Linked DNA regions of Homo sapiens: region 1 is linked to region 2. The links are chromatin loops, found by intact Hi-C in ENCODE. Cell type or tissue: Caco-2. All regions are shown on one strand.

Region 1 (2,500 bases), 220 kb before region 2:
GGTAACAATGAAGAACATAATTTAGGTAATAGTATAGTATCTTGGGAGCCCTCCTGGAAGTATCTAGTTATGGACAGTGAGCAGCAGAAACAGGATGTAACTCAATTCAGCATACTTGATGGTTGTGGTAACCCTAGAAAATGACTCCAGGAAATAGGTGAGAATCCAATCAGATTGAGAGGCTAATGTTCATGACAGGGGTGCCCTAGCAGACAGGCAAAGCTGAATAGAAATTCAGGAGGAGAGGAATTTTGGCTATTTAGTAAAATTATGAGCAGTTGGTCATAGGCAAATTTTATGAGTAGGTAGCCCTTCTGAAGTCTTAGGCATATAATTAACCTAGGTTGGAATTATAATTAGACATCAAAGTTTAAACTTTTTTATCTGAACCGAGATGCAAAAGTAAATTGGTTCTGTGTTCTGGAGAATTGTAAAAGAATTCCTTAATTCCTTAGCAAAATTTGGAAGTCAGTATCAAGTGGTGAGGATAGGAAAGTTGAAGAGACTGTGGACCAGGCAAGACCTTATCAGTTGATTTAGGAAGCAGCAGTGACAGAGGCCAGACAGGTAACAAGAGAAAAGAGAAGGTGGAAAGTAAGAGACAGTTTTAATTGCTACGATAGAAAGATGGGATTTTGAAAAGATTAGCTATATGGAATAAAATTAACCAAAAATTGATCCAAGATTATAAGAAACTATTTCAAGACTCATTAATTTTACTATTGCTGTCAAACACACATTAAATCATTTTCCACTTGGGTCAGCTATAGGCATGAAGGTTCATTTGTGAAACAATTTCTGTAGAGTATTATTCCATGATCTGACATGCTTCACAAACTGTGTTTGTACATCCAACTTAAAAGCTGAATAGTCTATGGTAATTCTGCCATCATGTTTGAAATTTTCTTACCTTAAACAAAAAACCTGATCATATTGTATTACTCAAATGTGTGTAAGACTAGATTTAACTTAATGTGTACTAGTGTACAGTGTGAGACTGCATAAACAAACTTTAAAGAAATTCGTTATACATATTTTGATTTAACCTACAATGAAGTTAAGAGAAATCCTTAACCCCATTAGAGATTTGGGAGAGGGATGTGGCAACTGCTAACTTATAAATATTTTGCTAATGCTTAAATTTTACTAGCTTTCTGTCAATTCCTATTTTTACTCAAAAAATTATATAGTATTTAAATTTATAATTTGTATTCAGTTATTCTAGCTTACTATTATATGGTATGGCTTGACGGAAAGGACATTGTCTTCTTCTCTTCTGCAAAGCAGAAAAATATCCACTAAACACAAAAATATACACAGCAAATGTTAAAGTAGCCCTCTAAACCTTATGAAGACTTTTAAATCCTCAAATAGTACTTCAGAGCAACTGGATTTAATATCTTTCATCCAGCAGAGGGCTACCAAACTCCATTAGTTTCTGTGAACACACATGACAAAAAAATTCAGATGGGTTATTTCAGTGGTTTTCAGATTGTTTTAAGCAGCAGATCCTTTTCTTAAGATAGAGTTTTACAGTGTGGAAGTGAGATACACTCTCTGCTTTAATTGGAGAAGGGCCTCCAAGCTGCCTCTCCAGAAGGCCCAGAGAGGTGTGGAGGATAATTGAAACCCTCCACTCTGATTTATCCAAAAATACACTCCCACATTTAAAGTCAGCTCTTTTTGGGATCAGTCGTAATCCTTAATGCTGACACCGCATGGAAAATATATAAGCAGAATGATGCCCAAGTTATAGAAGTTCCTCTTCCTGGATTTTGTCTTCAATTGTAACTGTAGTTCCTACCGTGTGGTTGTATGTGTTGTTAGTTTGTTTTTGTTTTGTTTTGTTTGGGAAAGGTGACATTTCATCTCCAATCTAATGAGTGAGAAAGATGCTTATTCTGACAAATTTTCTTCACAATATTTCATAGGTGTGCCAAGCTGACAGATTGGTTGACTCTGTACTCTTTTATTTTATTCCTGTAACTGGGCCAGTTTCTGCCCTTAACTAAAACTGGATCAATTATAGGAGTGAAATAAAGGTCCATCTCCTGCCTATTTATTACTTTGCTTTGGTAATAAATCTATTTTTAAAAGAACCTATTACAGAGACTTCCATTTGGAATTATGCATACTTGGTGTCAAATGGTGATTGTTCTTTGTTGTGTTTTTCCATTCGAAACAAAGCTTTTGTGAGGCGTCCCTTTATTCTGATTAAGGCCTGGTGTAAATCTTTGATAATGAAGCCCATTAACAAAAATGACTATAAATAGCTCTACTTCTATCAGGGATATTAAATACTTTCTCAAGCACACATGCTCACTGATTTTAAGACTCATTCCACAGTGTTCCAAGTTGCGTGTTAGATTTTTTTTTTCTTGAGACGAAGTTTTGCTCTGTTGCCCAGGTTGGAGTGCAGTAGCGTGATAACGGCTCACTGCAACCTCAGTCTCCCAGGTTTAAACGATTCTCCTGCCTCAGCCTCCCAAATAGCTGGGAT
Region 2 (2,500 bases):
CTGCTAAGTGCTCCATCCACACTGTGCCAGGCTCTAGAGGACACAGGAAGAAATATGGAGAACATGTTCACTGTTATTATGGCACTTTTATGGCTCCTATGTGTGGACTTAGTCATTTCTCAGTGACCAGGAAAGTAAGCAGTTCCAAGTAATGACGAAACCATCATGTGACATCTGGGGCTTACACCATGTACTTTGTGGCAGCAGCTGCTATGTCTTTACTTTCTGTATCCTCAGTTCTTAGCAGGGCACTTGACACTTAATAGGAGGGTAACAAATGTTGCATTGAAAGGAGCATAGAAACGGAACTATAGAGCAAGTGAGAACAAAAAGAGAGTTTCAAGAGACACAGTCAATGACACAATCAGGGCAAGTAATCTAACCTGTAGTTACTTAAACATTGTTACAGTCAGGAACTTAGCTACTTCAATTCACTCTTTAGAGAATGGGCCACCAGAAGATACTCTACATGTTCTTCCATCGAGGCTCCATGTTATATAGGCCATAAGCCATCACTGGAATAAATGTAGTGGAGAGGTTATAGCACACAACATGAGCGTGGAAACTTACTAAATGCCTTCAAAGGTATAAATAGTACTGAGGATTGATAACATTAAGCAGGTGTATTATAATAATTCCTTACTAGTTTGAGTTCCTGTCTGTGCACCAATGGAGGCAGCAACCAAAAGATGAAAAAAAAAACAAAGGAAATATTAATCTTAATTATCAGTGAGTCAAAAATATTGCAATGAATTTGGAAGTAGCACTAGTTGAAACTTGTCACTTTTTGCTACTTTTTCACAAAAACCAACCTAAGTATCCTACTCAAATAAGAACAATAAAATGGAAAGGAAAACTTTACATCTGTCTAGAAGTGTTACCAGTATTTTCATTCTTTTGAGCAACAAATAGTTCATTTAAAAGTCAAATAAAAAAAATTTTAAAGAATTCATACTGGAAGACTAGTAATAAGAAAAGTGGCAAATATTTTCTCATTATGTTTTGGTAAAGACCAGAAACATCAACACTTCAGTACTGAACTGTTGATTGTACTTCCCAGTTTTTACTCCTTCCTGAAAACTTTAAGCGGGCTAGGTATGAATGGAAGGTCTAGCCTGGCCCCTGCATGTGGGAAGGCCTGTGCTGCCTCTTGTGGTCTCATCCTGCATGACATGCTTCAGACAGGCACTCTGGGCTCCTTCGCACCCATTTTTATTACTAGCAACAGGATTTCTGTTTAATAGCATGTTTAATGAGTTCTGTGTTCCGCTTTGAAGAAGATGCTAAGATATTTTTCTTCATTTATCTAAAAATAACATAAATGTTTTGTGTTTATATCCCATAACTTACTTTGATAAAATACCTTTCAAATGTTTTAAATGTCGTGGAGGCAATATCTAGGTGGGACAAATCCAGTTGGTTCTGTGCTGAGCAGATTATAAGCAGAGACATGATACACCTGTATGTTGCTTTCCTCTTCCCATTTTGGTGTAAAGATCTTGCAAATGCAATGAAAATTTGAAAAGACACTAATGTAATTTGTGAAAGAGAGTACACACAGTTTGTATGTCTTTGTATACGTATACACAACACTTAGATTGCTGTGTTGTTTAATTTTTGCTCCTCGACACAGTAAGTGCCTGGGAGACTTTAATGAGTGTTAATACCAACCAAATGACAAGCATTCAAATTAACCTGGATCAGGATCTGCTAAGACCATCCCAAAGGAAACAACTTCAAAGTTAAGACAAACCCGTTCTCTTGGTACACTTAAAGAAACCAAGTCATCTTGGATTATAGTTCTCCTTTTTCATGAACAATTAACCTAGAAGAAAAGGAGAAAAATTAATAGGGATGCTGTTAACATTTCTAAATTATTAGCTATAATTTTTTACATTCAATTTATTACAATTTGAGAAAAATCATGATACAGATGATACAGATATCTTCCAGCAGCATGAGCCCAGGGTTTCCCACTCCTGAAATTTCACTTCAAAAATGGTGTATGGGCGGGCCTACTTGTTCCCTATCCACCTGCTGTTCATTTCAATTAGAATGGTATGGCAGAGAGATTCCTACTCAATAAGTTAAAAAGTACATTTTAACCAGCAAATTAAATTAGTTCAATTCAAAAGATTTAATTATTTTGCATTTCTCCTCCTTTAGAATATAATCAGTTAAAAATCTACATCCTGGGTAAGATGATGTTGGAACAGGATGCAGAAAAACTGCAATTTGGTCTTTCCTCTCTGCTTTGTCCTTGTATTATTTCAACATGTAGATTTTTTAGGATGTACACATAAGGAAGCAGAAGTCTTTCCATTTATAACAAAAGGAAACTTGTCAATTGTTCTTTATGTAATTTCATTCCATTTTCCTTCAAAATCAATTAGGCTTATTTTTAATTTACAGTTTATATTGAACATCACCATTGTCAGCAAAAATTAGAATTATTCTTTACAGATTAAAATAATATAAAAATTAGAACAACAACAAAACA

The links. A loop is a pair of places that touch in the nucleus more often than their neighbours do. Peaks named below come from ENCODE experiments on the same cell type or tissue, not always from the same donor. Only the 100,000 strongest peaks of a DNase experiment are listed, where the experiment ranks them.
Region 1: a loop joins it to region 2, with 12 times the contacts of the local background. A loop is called at or near these places in 4 of 110 quality-filtered maps.

The regions. Positions count from the first base shown.
Region 1 is chr4:113,104,855-113,107,354 of GRCh38, forward strand. All of the region lies in intron 1 of ANK2 (ankyrin 2), which reads left to right. It overlaps MIR1243 (microRNA 1243), which reads left to right and starts at 2,009; the gene lies at 2,009-2,101. In Caco-2, a CTCF peak has its summit at 1,408 (motif pointing right); no DNase peak of the experiment used is centred here.
Region 2 is chr4:113,327,569-113,330,068 of GRCh38, forward strand. The region is part of intron 26 of ANK2 (ankyrin 2); the gene reads left to right. Among named protein-coding and RNA genes, the nearest start is that of MIR8082, 180 kb to the left of the region's middle. In Caco-2, no CTCF peak of the experiment used is centred here; DNase peaks (open chromatin) are centred at 153 and 1,153.